2 separate regions of the Homo sapiens genome follow, and region 2 is linked to region 1. The links are chromatin contacts, found by POLR2A ChIA-PET in ENCODE. All regions are on one chromosome and are shown on one strand. Each heading gives the region's core, a stretch centred on a gene start or an enhancer-like site at or near the end of the contact. The rest is flanking DNA. Distances are from core to core; before and after follow the strand shown.

Region 1 (7,147 bases), core at 1,602-4,101:
ACACACACCACGCTATACTGACATGATCTCCCACAGATCTCTAAGCCAGGGGTCAACAAACCCCAGGCCACGGATGGTAACCAGTCCATGGCCTGTTAGGAACCAGATCACACAGCAAAAGATGAGGCAGGCGAGCAAGTGAAGCTTCATCTCCATTTACAGCCACTCCCCCATTGCTTGCATTACCACCTGAGCTCCGCCTCCTGTCAGATCAGCAACAGCAGCATTACATTCTCATAGGAGCACAAAGAAGTGAACTGCGCATGGAAGGGATCTAGGTTGTGGGCTCCTTATGAGAATCTAAAGCCTGATGATTTGTCACTGTCTCCTATCACCCCCAGATGGGACTGTCTAGTTGCAGGAAAACAATCTCAGGGCTCTCACTGTTTCCACATTATGGTGAGTTGTATAATTATTTCATTATGTATTATAATGTAATAATAATAGAAATAATGAGGAAGAGGAAAGGGAACCCCAGAGGCAATCAAAGGTAATGAAAATGCCTTAGACGGCCAGGTGCAGTGGCTCACGCCTGTAATCCCAGCACTTTGGCAGGCTGAGGCGGGTGGATCACCTGAGGTCAGGAGTTCGAGACCAGTCTGACCAACATGGAGAAACCCTGTCTCTACTAAAAATACAAAATTAGCTGGGGTGTAGTGGTGCATGCCTGTAATCCCTGCTACTCGGGAGGCTGAGGCAGGAGAATCGCTTGAACCCGGGAGGTGGAGGTTGTGGTGAACCAAGATCATGCCATTGCACTCCAGCCTGGGCAACAAGAGCGAAACTCCATCTCAAAAAAAGAAAGAAAGAAAATGCCTTAGAAAACCATCTGAACAATTTCCAGTTTTACCCTGGCCCTGCTTAAAGAGTCTGAGATCAATACGCTTTGGAATTAGACAACTTGGGATCAAATATGGGAAACTGCCACAAACTCGTTGTGTGACTGTTGGCAAGTTAACCTCTCTATGCAACTTCCTAACCTGTAAAATTAGCATAATACTTCCTACTTCTCAAGGCTGTTATAAAGATTCAAAATCTGGTATATGTAATGACCTTAGCACACCTCTCTCTATATATACACAGATACATACATATATATACACACATACACATACATACATATATATACACATACATATATGTATGTGTATATATATGTATGTATGTGTATATATATATATATATATAGTAAATGCTCCGAAACACCATTGCTGAACCTGGGGATACATGGTTTAAAACTTGTAAACAAAAGAATCCTAGGGAAATCACTATTGCCCCATCAGCTAATTAGAGTATATATATTCCTTGAGGTAGGGTCCCCAAGTTCTCTATTTTTTTTTTTTTTGAGACGGAGTCTTGCTCTGTCGCCCAGGCTGGAATGCAGTGGTGCGATCTCGGCTCACTGCAACCTCCGCCTCCAGAGTAGCTGGGATTACAGGCGCCCGCCACCACGCATGGCTAATTTTTGTATTTTTAGTAGAGACGGGGTTTCACCATCTTGGCCAGGCTGGTCTTGAACTCCTGACCTCGTGATCCACCCGCCTCCGCCTCCCAAAGTGCTGGGATTACAGGCGTGGGCCACCGCGCCCGGCCTGTATTTTGTATTCTTAAAACCACCTAGGGCAGTACAAGACACAAGGAACTAGACACTTACTGGTTTTGAGAGTAAGTGGACAATGTTGGAGCAGGATAGGGGAGACCTGTCATTCGTGCAGTGCCACCGTGTAATCCTATACTTTGTGTTTACAGGATTTTACAGTGCACCTGGAACTTTTGTGTACCACACATCATTAACACAAAATTAACATGGTGGTATGAGCTGGGAAGGTTAGCTATCGCTTCATTTTGCGCGTAAAACAGAGGCTTAGCCCTGGGAAATGGAAGTTTAAAGCCTCCTGCTGCTCCAGGTTCCAACCACCACCACTCCTACCCCCATGAGCGGCCGCTGCTCTCACCCGCTTCTTCTCCTCCACCTCCTGCACACACTTCACCCTCCAGCGGTCAATCTCCTGCTCGCGTTCCACTGCCCGCGCGGCCTCTGCCTCCCGCTCGGCCTCGCGTTCCCGGGCCCTCTCGCGAAGCCGCAGCCGGCGGCGCCGGACCCTCTCCAGCCTCCTCCGCGCCTCGCCCACATAGGCAGCCTGGGTCAACGGCTGTAGCCGCTCGGCCAGTTCCGCGCGCAGCGGCGCGGTCTGGGAGTACAGCAGGACCCAGGCCGCGCCGTCGGCTTCGGCCTCGCGCAGGGCCTGGCTCAGGCCGCGCAGCCGCCGCACCAGGCGCAGAGCCCGGAGCAATCGCGCGCGCACTTCGCCAAGGCTGGGCCCGGCATGCGTGCGCTGGGGCACCGGACAGCCTGCCCGCCGCGGGGTCCCGAACACCGCCTCCAGCCACTGCCGGTCGCGCAGGCGTTGGAGGGCCGCATCCCCGAGCACGTCGGCCGGCGGCGGCGGCGCCTCAGGCCACCGCGGGCTCCAGGGCGGCCCCGGGCCGGGAGGCGGTGGCCGCGGCCGCTCGCCGGCGTCGGTCCCCGGGAAGGGCCGACACTGGGGCGGCGGAGGAGGCAGCGGCGGTGGTGGCACCGGGTAGAAGGCGCCAGCGCCGCCTCCGCCGCGGGAGGCCTCCGCGGAGGCTCGGGGCTGCAGAGCCAGCGGAGGCTGAAGGAAGGGGGCGGAGGCCCCCGGAAAAGGGCCGGGCCGCTGGGGGAGAGGCGGCGGGAAAGCCGGGGAGGGCAGCGGCGGTGGCGGACAGCCGAAAGGAGCAGGAGGCGGCGGCTGCGGGGGCGGTGGGCCTGGGCGACCCTGGCCGAAGAATGGTGGCAGGGCCATGTTCACGACGGAGATGCTTTGAGAAGTGACAGGAATCTGAGTGGCTCCTCATGAGAACCTTCCGACGGAAGTGACGTCGTTACGACGCGCGACCCCTGTAGACTCGTCCCTCCGGAAGGCTCAGTGCATAAGTGGGCAGTCGTTCAACCTTCTGTCGTTCAGTTCATAAATACCGTTCTTATTGAGCATCCTAGGTGCAGAGCTACCCACTCCGCATACAGTGAGACTGAGAGATACAGAGCTTCTCTTCGTGGAACTATCTGCCTAGTATAACACACTAATCAATTAATCATGGTGAGTATCTTCGAGAAGTTGGAGAAGGTTATCCTAAGAAACTGCGGCTGCAGCTGAGATCTGGAAGATAAATAGTTAAATAGAAAAAGAGAGGGAAGCACAGTGCAGATGAGAACATGTGCAAAGGCCCTAGTAAATAGGAGTGTGACCAACTACCCATTTTCTTAGAAAAATGAATTATTTTTACTTTTCTCCTTTCACCCCACCTCCTATTTAGCTCTTTAGGAATGCAATTATAGGGTGGGTGCTGTGGCTCACGTCTGTAATCCCAGCACTTTGGGAGGCCGAGGCAGGCGAGATCGGCCTGTAGTCCCAGCCATTGGGGAGGCTGAGGTGGGAGGATCACCTGAGCCCTGGGAGGTAAAGACTGCAATGAGCCACGATAACGCCACTGCACTCCACCCTGGGCGACAGAATGACACCTGTCAAAAAAAAAAATCCAATTAACCTTTACCTTCTCTCCACCAGACACTCTCTACACTGTAAGCTTATCTAATTATGTGTTCGCTTATTAGTTCCAAGGACCGAAGCTTAAACCAGGGACCTCTGGAACTTTCCCATACCAGGGGATTGCCTGGGGACAACTGTCAATTTACAACCTAGCTCCCCGCTACCCCCCACCCCCCCTCCGCCTTCGCCCCAGCCTCCATGGCGCCAACCAGATCACTGATGGATACATAGGAGCAAGTCCCATAGACCCAGCACCTCCTTGGTCCCTCCCCACCCCTTGCATGCCATCCAGGTCAACCAAGTCCCGTGCACCCCCCACTTTTTTTGAGACAGAGTCCCTCTGTCACCCAGGCTGGAGTGCAATGACGCACTCTCCACTCACTGCAACCACTGCATCCCAGGTTCCAGTTATTCTTGGTGCCTCAGCCTCCCTAGTCAGTTGCTGGGATTATAGACCCCTGCTGCCACGCCTGGCTAATTTTTGTGTTTTTAGTAGAGAGGGGGTTTCACAATGCTGGCTAGGCTGGTCGTAAACTCCTTACATCAGGTGATCCGTCCACCTTGGCCTCCCAAAGTGCTGGGGTTACAGGTGTGAGCCACCACACCTGGCCACTTTCTTTCTTTTTTTTTTTTTATGAGACAGAGTCTCCCTGTGTCGCCCAGGCTGGAGTGCAGTGGCGTGATCTTGGCTCATTGTAAGCTCTGCCTCCTGGGTTCATGCCATTCTTCTGCCTCAGCCTCCCGAGTAGCTGGGATTACAGGTGCCCACCACCATGCCTGGCTAATTTTTTTGTATTTTTAGTGGAGATGGGGTTTCACCATGTTAGCCAGGATGGTCTCGATCTCCTGACCTCATGATCCGCCTGCCTTGGATCATGTTGGGATTACAGGCGTGAGCCACCGTGCCCGTGGCAGTCACTTTCTTTTTACCATTCTCTTACTTGTTATTTGAATTTGCAAGCTGCAGGGAACTGGACCTGCCTTAGGTTACAGGACTATGTCTAGTGGGAAGCCTGATAGAATGCCAGTTTTGGCCTGTAATCCCAGCACTTTGGGAGGCCGAGGCGGGTGGATTGCCTGAGCTCAGGAGTTCAAGGCCAGCCTGGGCAATATGGTGAATTCCTGTCTCTACTAAAACACAAAAATTAGCCAGGTGTGGTGGTGCGTGCCCGTAATCCCAGCTACTGGGGAGGCTGAGGCAGGAGAATTGCTTTAACCCAGGACGTGGAGGTTGCAGTGAGCCGAGATCACACCACTGAACTCCAGTCTGGGAGACAGAGCGAGACCTTGTCTCCAAAAAAAAAAAAGAATGCGAGTTATGGATGGAGCTCTGAGAGGAGTCTGGTGATCCTGGTGAAGTGAAGTCCTAATGTCTGGGGTCTCATATCTTATGAACAATGGGAAACTATTTTGTTGTTGTTGTTGTTGTTTTGAGACCAAGTCTCACTCTTGTTGCCCAGGCTGGAGTGCAATGGCGCGATCTCGGCTAACCACAACCGCCACCTCCCAGGTTCAAGCAATTCTCCTGCCTCAGACTCCTGAGTAGCTGGGATTACAGGCACACACCACCATGCCCGACTAATTTTGTATTTTTAATAGAGACGTGGTTTCTCCCTGTTGAGGTTGGTCTCGAACTCCTGATCTCAGGTGATCTGCCTGCCTCAGCCTCCCAAAGTGCTGGGATTACAGGCGTGAGCCACTGTGACCAGTGGGAAACTATTGGTTTTAAACAAGAGGTAAAGAGAAGCCTGTGCCACCTGATTAGATTTTTAAAATTAAACTATTTTGAGACAATTGTAGATTCATATGGAATATGAGAAGTAGTAATACAGGGAGATTCTGTGTACCCTTTACCCAGTTTCCCCTAAGGGTAACATCTTGTAAAACTGTAGTACAGTATTGTCAGAGGCATTTGAACCAGAGTGACTCCATCTTGAGTGAGGGCTAGGAAAAGTGAAGCTGGGACTTGCTTGGCTGCATTCCCAGGAAGTTAGGTATTCCTAGCCTCTAGATGTTTATGGTTAAGGGAACAGACTAATAACATTTACTAAACAGACCCGTACTTAGGAGTGTCCTGAGATCCCGATATTTTGAGAATAGAAGCATTCCTAATTTTGCTTTAAAGATAATAATGTTGATTCTTGTAAAATATAGTAATTTAAAAAATTAATCCTTTATCACAAACCCTTGTGGCAGAGCACATCTCCCCATGATCTTTTTTTATCCTATATATAAGCAAGCATTCTACCTAGGGTGGACACGTTTCTCCTCTTACTTTCAGGAACGCCCTACTGTCTATGGAGTAGATATTCTTTCACCACTTTACTTTCTTAATAAACTTGCTTTTGCTTTGCACTGTGGACTTGCCCTGAAATCTTTCTTGCACAAGATCCAAGGACCCTCTGTATTAGTCTGTTTTCATGCTGCTAATAAAGACATACCTGAGACTGGGTAATTTATACAGGAAAAAGGTTTAATGGATTTACAGTTCCACATGGCTAGGGAGGCCTCACAATCATTTGGAATGCTGGGATTACAGGCGTGAGCCAGTGCACCCGGCCCCAGACCTCAATTCTTGACTTTTGCGCACCCGCAGGCTCAACACCATGTGGAAGCTGTGAAGGCTTGGGGCTTGCACCCTCTGAAGCCACAGCCCAAGCTGTACCTTGGCCCCTTTTAGTCACGACTGGAGTGGCTGGGACACAGGGCACCAAGTCCCTAGACTGCACACAGCAGCGGGACCCTGGGCCTGGGTCATGAAACCATTTTTTCCTCCTAGGCCTCTGGGCCTGTGTTGGGAGGGGCTGCCGCAAAGATCTCTGACATGCCCTGGAGACATTTTCCCTATTGTCTTGGAGATTAACATTCAACTCCTCGTTACTTATGCAAATTTCTGCAGCTGGCTTGAATTTCTCCTCCGAAAATGGGATTTTCTTTTCTATGGCATTGTCAGGCTGCACATTTTTTGAACTTTTATGTTCTATTTCCCTTTTAAAACTTGATGCCTTTAACAGCACCCAAGTCACTTATTGAATGCTTTGCTGCTTAAAAATTTCTTCTGCCAGATACCCTAAGTCATCTCTCCTAAGTTCAAAGTTCCACAAATCTCTAAGGCAGAAGCAAAATGCTGCCAGTCTCTTTGCTAAAACATAACAAGAGTCCCCCTTGCACCAGTTCCTAATGAGTTTCTCATCTCCATCTGAGACCACCTCAGCCTGGATTTCATTGTCCATATCATTATCAGCATTTTGGTCAAAGCCGTTCAACAAGTCTCTAGGGAGTTCCAAACTTTCCCACATTTTCCTGTCTTCTGAGCCCTCTAAACTGTTAACCTCTGCCTGTTACCCAGTTTCAAAGTTGCTTCTACATTTTTGGGTATCTTTTAAACAGTGCCCCACTCTACGGGTACCAATTTACTGTATTAGTCTGTTTCCACGCTGCTGATAAAGACATATTCAAGACTGGGCAATTTACAAAAGAAAGTGGTTTAATGGACTTACAGTTCCACATGGCTGAGGAGGCCTCACAATCATGGCGGAAGGCAAGGAGGAGCAAGTCACATCTTACATGGATGGCAG
Region 2 (7,147 bases), core at 3,406-5,905, 640 kb after region 1:
AACCAAAAAACAAAAAAAAAAACCCCCACAATTTTATGTATCCATTCTATTGTTAATTGACATTTGGCTGGTTTCCAATGTGAGGCTGTTATAAATGATTACAAAGTCGGATATAAACTATTATGAGTTTTCATGCATATAAAAACGCATAGATTTTTTAAAAATAGCTAAGAATGAAATTCCTAGCATATAAGGTATACACACACACACACACACACACACACACACACACACTCAACTGTGGTAGGTAATGCCAAACTGTTTTCCTAAGTTTTATAGTAAGACCTTATATTTGGTGAGTAAGATGGCTTAGAAATAAATAAAAACCTTTTTTCCTCCACAAACATAAACATTCCTCTGAGCTCTCTAAAATACTGATTTGTTGTTCCTGTTTTAATTCATTGCTGAATACAACTATATGAAAACTATAAAATGTAGTAAGGTTTAGCAGCTACATGCTCTGAAATCACTTCAGCCAAATTAAAATCCTGGTTCTATCCAGCATTAGATTATCAGATACGCAAATAAGCTCATGGCTTGGGTATTTTAAAATAAGGGACCAAAAAAAGTATAAATTCAATTCAAATAATTTGATGTAAATCACTTAATGAGGTACTCGTCATTTTAAAAAACCAGAAATATGCTGAGTTTGCTTATCTTTTGTTTATTTTATGGTTTGGTATTGATTTTCTTTTCTTTTTTTTCATTTTAGCAGTTTTATTCAACAGATGCCATAAATTAACTACATTCAGAAAAAAATTTAAAGAACAAAGCCACCCTATCCAGCATTCTTTCACTCACAAAGAAGTACCAAAGATATGTTTATGTTCCATTAACCGAGTATGCAGCAAATTCATTAAAATATTACAACTGCTAAACACAGAAGACCAGAAATCAAATAGTTTTATCTCCAGTATACAGGCACCAAAAACTTCAATTTCCAGCTGTTTTTTTTTTCTAATTCATAATATGGAATTACTTACAAGGAGCTTATTCCTATAGGATTAATTCAATTACTCAATGGTGAATAGATTTTAGCTCAGTATTTTTAAAGGAGGACTTGCTTTAAGTTACTATTCTACCTGCTGCTCTATTTCTGCTCACACTTGCATGTGGCCAAACAGATCATGCTCTGATCAGATAAGTATACTATAATCTACTTACATGTTTAGGAGTTGGCATAAGGTTAAAAGGCACAAAGCTGTATTTTAGTATTCATTTTTCTTATTACTTATTTGTAGAAGAACTTCTTTGGATCCTGCTTAAATGATCACCAAGAAACTGCAAATTTCTATGGGGGAAAATGTGAGTCCTCTTCATAAATTTTGGCAGCCCTTCAAGGACATACACATCAAAATTTGGTGGCCTTTAAAGTATTGGAATTGTAAATGACATAACTGCACTTTACTGTTGAAGACCCTTTTAGTTTACTATTTATAGCCATTTCCTCATATTTTCTTTAAAATCTATCAGTATAGCATTTCATTTCTATGCATGTATATGTATAGTAATTCATAAAACTAAATAGCAAAATGATATTCTACATCAGTTCATTTATCTCAATATATATTTTGGAATATAACGGCAATATTAAAAATATCAATTCCCTCTAAGCTGATAATACTATAAGATTTTACACAAAGTTAAAGTTTTTGTTTTTTCTTTTTGAAAAAGTTTCATTGTTTAAAGTCCACATATTTGACACCTTGATAAGGAAAACGTAAATGTGTCATATAACATTTATTCCATCAATTTAAACTGAAGTGTCTCACGGAGCAAAACACTAAAAGAATTTAAATAAAAAAGCAGTAACCTGTATGTACACAAAGTGATCATTCCATAAATCTTTACATGACAAGGGAAAAAATGGAGAATCACTAAAACTGGAAATTGCTACAGGTGTGATAATCCTTTCTCAAGACATTTTAGTTAGGAATCATGCAAGCTTTTAAAATGAAAATAATTGTAGAAGCGTAACTAAAATATTCCATTTTAGTTTTCAGTTACTATTTAAAGGAGCCAGTAGGTCATAAACAGTCCAAGATTTCAGGAACCAACTATTCAGTTTAATTTTCAGTATCAGATCTTTCCCTTCATCTCTCATGATGAAACTAAACTTACTTACAGAAAAAATAAAGAGTACGCTAAAAGGTATAAATAAAAATTCCAGTTCATCCTCCTTTATAAAGACCGGTAAGCCGCTCTAATTCTTTACAGTTGTCCATGCTCAAGGCATCTGACTTCCTTCGGAGTCGATCACCACGGTATACTTTTGCTGCATACTGCATATCTGTTTTTTGTTGTCTTTCTTTCCAGCAGTTATTTCGAATATTAGTCACATAATCTTCCTCCACACTCTTTTCTGCCTTTTGTAATAACATTCCTTTATATTCATTTTTAAAGTCCTTGCTGACATAATAAACACCACCCAAGTTTTCTGTCTGCGTTTTAATAGTTTGCCCTGTTCCAGATCTGGGATAGAAGGAATAAGGAGGATTACAGACCATCAACTGGCTTAATAATGACACGAGGATCAATACAATTATGGGCATCAGCTGGATAAACACAGAAAAACCTCCATCTCCTCTTTCCTCTTCTCTTTCATGTCCACTATGTCAATGCTGATGTTGTTGGCTATAACCAGCTCTTCCATTTGAAAAAGAATGTATACTACCTGAAGGAAATCCACCCCCAAAAAATATATTAAACAAGTCTTCTGGAGTTATATCAACTTCACAAAACCTCTATGGAAATTAAATCTGCCATTGTTTTGGTGGTTACATGCTTGTTCTTCATTGCCCGTGAGGTCATACTGTTTTCGCTTTTCTGGATTACTTAAAACAGCATAAGCATTCCCAACCTTTTTAAAAGCATCTGTTGCTCCAGGTGCATGGTTTTTGTCTGGATGAAACTTCAAAGCAAGCTTTCTATAAGCTTTTTTCAAATCTTCATCACCACTATCTTTCGTAACTCCAAGTACTTCATAGTAATTTTTATATTTGTTTATGCGCAGGCCAAGGGCAGTGGGTAGAGCTTCTCGGCCTTCTGCAGGAAACGCTGGGCCTTCTCGCGGTTGCCAGCATTCAGAGCCTCCTGGACGATGTCGACACATTTCTCAGCTTCATCCCTGTTCCCCTCCATAGCTTGCTCCTTCGATTTTATTTTCAATTACATTAGCAACACCATTATCACTTCAATGTTTGGTGACTTAAAGGTCTAGAGACAGGAAATCATGACTCTGATTCTCTCATTCACTCATCTGACAAATATTTATTGAATACTGAAATGGACATGTATCAGTTTTATTTTTGACCATGTAGCATGTGAACTCCCTTTCTATGTTTAGAAAATCTGCCACTGTATGTATCTTATAAAAAAGGCTGGATGTCCGAACCAATCATGAAAGCAGAAAAAGACCAGATATTTGGCCAGGCACGGTGGCTCACACCTGTAATCCCAGCACTTTGGGAGGCCAAGGCAGGCAGACCATGACGTCAGGAGTTTGAGACCAGCCTGACCAATATGGTGAAACCCTGTCTCTACTAAAAATACAAAAATTAGCTGGGCATGGTGGCACCCGCCTGTAATCCCAGCTACTCAGGAGGCTGAGGCAGGAGAATCGCTTGAACCTGGGAGGCGGAGGTTGCAGTGGGCCGAGATCGAGCCACTGCACTCCAGCCTGGGCAACAAAATGAGACTCCGTCTCAAAAAAAAAAAAAAAAAAAAAAAAAAAAAAGACCTGATATTTGCTCTCCCTATTTAGGGACCAAGCACACAGATTGGTCAATTATATGCACTCATGCAGAATTTGAATCTAGAGCTAAAGTAGCAAAAACAGTTTAAGATTCATTCTCAGGGCTGTTTCCACCATGTGAGGATACACGAAGTCAGCAGTCTGCCACCCAAAAGTGGACCCTCACCAGAACCTGACCTTGCTGGCACCCTGATCTCGGACCTCCAACCTTGAGAACCATGGGAAATCAATTTCTATTGTTTCTAAGCAAAAAAAAAAAAAAAAAAAAAAAAAATCATTCTTAGAGCAGTGATATACAGCACCCAGTGGCAATGCTCCAGCAATGGCATCCAGTGGCATCAACGGTGTGTTCAACAGGAAAAGGATATGGCATAACTTTGGCTATGGTCTAGCCCTGAGGTTTGTTTCATATTTGTTCTCTGAGTCTGGTTCTCTAGTCTTCTAGTCATTTCTGTAAGCCAACCAATATGCTTCCAATAAATTCCTTTTCTTTTGGTTCAGCTAACCAGAATTAATTTCTGTAATTTGCAACCAAGAATCCTAAAATGGTACCTCTACCATGTGGTCTGAAGAACCAGGCACTAAAACACAAAGACAAATGAGACATGACCCTGCCTTACAGCGGTTTAATAGAGAAGGCAGACAAGAAAACAAGCAATATAATACATGATAAGTCTATAACAGGAGTAATCACAGGAAGCACAAGAAGGACACACAGCTTAGGCTTGAGGAGTCAAAAAAGAACGACACCATCTAAATTCTGAAATATCAGTAGGTGATAGAGGAGAGATGGAAGGGGATTCCACATGAAAGGAGGAACAAGCACAATGGATATCACCTTTTCTTTACTCATCATTTCCTTCCTGGACAGTATCAAAAGTATATTTGAATATACCTCAATAAAGTTAGAGGGAAACATATTTGAAAGATAACAGTGACAAAAGGAAGACTGGTCACTTTTGTCGCTTTTATCACAAACCTCATGCTTCAAACATACACACACCACTGCTGCCGCCTCCACAAATCTGGCCAAAACTACTTTCCTTCTCTCCTTCTCATCTCAGTCACTTCACAGAACAGTCAACCTGGGCTTTTTAGGGGTTTTTTTGTTTGTTTGTTTTTGGTTGGTTGATTATTTTTAATGGGGTGGAGGAGGAATCATGAATGAGTGGATAAAGGAATTGAAAAGAGAAGTAAAGGTGTTAATCAACTGTCATCAGGGTAGTGAAGCACAAGGCATTCTGCCAACTGCCTACACTGGTTTTGCTTAACAGTAGGTACAATTTTATGAAGAAAAATACTGATATAAAATGTTTTATTGGCTGGGTGTGGTGGCTCATGCCTGTAATCCCAGCACTTTGGAGGCCGAGGTTGGTGGATCACTTGAGGTCACGAGTTCGAGACCAGCTTGGCCAACATGGTGAAACCCTGTCTCTACTAAAAATAAAAAAATTGGCCAGGCACGGTGGCTCACGCCTGTAATCCCAGCACTTTGGGAGGCCAAGGAGGGTGGCTCACCTGAGGTGGGGAGTTTGAGACCAGCCTGACCAACATGGAGAAACCCAGTCTCTACTAAAAATACAAAATTAGCCAGGTGTGGTGGCGCATGCCTGTAATCTCAGCTACTCAGAAGGCTGAGGCAGGAGAATAGCTTGAACCCAGGAGGTGGAGGTTGCGGTGAGCCCAGATTGAGCCACTGCACTCCAGCCTGGGCAACAAGAGTGAAACTCCATCTCAAAAAAATTAAAATAAAAAATAAAAAAGTTAGCCAGGCATGGTGGTGTGCACCTGTAATCCCAGCTACTTGGGAGGCTGAGGCAGGAGAATCGTTTGAACCTGGGAGGCAGAGGTTGCTGAGTGAGCTGAGATCGTGCCACTGCACTCCAGCCTGGGCAACAAAGTGAGACCCTGTCTCAAAAAAATAAAATAAAAATAAAAATAAGATGTTTTATAAAATAACATATATATGCTATTTTCTCTAAAATTATAAAATTTCAGAATGACATTGATTTTAGAGATTATGTTTTAAAATTACATAGGCTTATACAATGTATTATTTTTGCTTTTTTTAAAAAAAAATTTTGTGGATACTTAACAGTTTTACAAATGTTTACTTTTTTTTTTTTTTTTTTTGAGAGACAAGGTTTCACTCTGTTACCCAGGCTGGAATGCAGTGGCACAATTATAGCTCACCTTAACTTCGAACTCCTTGGCTCAAGCAATCCTCCTGCCTCAGCCTCCCAAGTAGCCACCACACACAGCCCATATGTTTACTTTAATAAAAAATATGCACTTCATAAGCTTTATAAGCTCTACCATTTTCAGTCATCCACTGCATGAAGGTCCAGGCTTATACAGGAAAAACTACCATAAAAGTAAACTAACAAACCAACCACTATTAGAAAAATTTGAGACCCCATCTCTACAAAAAAATTTTTTTAATTAGCTGGGCATGATTGCTCATGCCTGTGGTCCCAGCTACTCAGGAGGCTGAGGTGGGAGGTTTGCTTGAGCCCAGGAGGTCAAGGCTATAGTGAGCTATGATCACACCACTGCACTCCAGCCTGGGGGACAGAGCCACACCCTGCCTCAAAAAGAAAAGAAAAGAAGTCACGGTGGCTCACGTCTGTAATCCCAGCACTTTGGGAGGCTGAGGCAGGCAGATCACCTGAGGTTAGGAGTTCAAGACCAGCCTGGCCAACATAGGGAAACCCTGCCTCTACTAAAAATACAAAAATTAGCCGGGTGTGGTGATGCATGCCTGTAATCCCAGCTACTTGGGAGGCTAAGACAGGAGAATCACTCGAACCTGGGAGGTGAAGGTTGCAGTGAGCCAAGATCATGCCACTGCACTCCAGCCTGGGTGACAGTGCAAGACTCCTCAAAAAAAAAAAAAAAAAAAAAAAAAAGCAATAAAGGAATCTGAAAGCAAATGATCAGTGACATCTCATTCCCAATTCCCAAAATGACATCAAAATTATATAACAAAAAGTGATTTGAGTATTCTACAATGTACAACTGCCTCTTGAAAAAGGCAATCATTACTACCATGTGAAGGACAGGTATGAAAAAAAGTTTTAGTTTAAGTTTCATTAAGTTAAATGGGGTAAAAATTCACTTCAGTCATACTGAACCATTTACAGTTTCCCCCTTTACACAACTCCATGCCACCTTTGCAAATTCAGTTCCTCCTATCAGAATATCTCTATTCCAATGGTCAACTGCTATGTAATATTGGAGACCTGCTCTTCGAAGCCTTCCTTACTGTTTTCTCCATGAGACCGTCATTCTCTTTTTGTATGCTTCTAGAGTATCTTGTACATATCTCTACTATGATTATCCCATTAATATTCCAATTATTTCTTTGAACATCTATTCTTCTCAACTAGATTA

What was found. ChIA-PET counts read pairs that join two places held with the same protein, here RNA polymerase II (POLR2A).
Region 2: POLR2A ChIA-PET joins it to region 1 with 14 read pairs in activated B cell. The contact joins the enhancer-like site here to the promoter of PDCD7 in region 1. POLR2A ChIA-PET finds 5 or more read pairs at or near these places in 2 of 52 experiments (Caco-2 and activated B cell).

Annotation. Positions count from the first base shown.
Region 1 is chr15:65,130,957-65,138,103 of GRCh38, forward strand. It overlaps PDCD7 (programmed cell death 7), which reads right to left and starts at 2,852. Exons shown (of 5, transcript NM_005707.2): 1 at 1,956-2,852. The coding sequence starts at 2,825. RefSeq lists silencers at 2,078-2,477, 2,538-2,747 and an enhancer at 3,038-3,137.
Region 2 is chr15:65,769,001-65,776,147 of GRCh38, forward strand. The region is part of intron 1 of DENND4A (DENN domain containing 4A); the gene reads right to left. It also overlaps the pseudogene LOC646358. Among named protein-coding and RNA genes, the nearest start is that of DENND4A, 20 kb to the right of the region's middle. RefSeq lists an enhancer at 4,990-5,139. Within about 2 kb of position 4,656, at least 4 of the 41 ENCODE cell types and tissues checked have a DNase peak (open chromatin) inside an H3K27ac peak, as active enhancers do.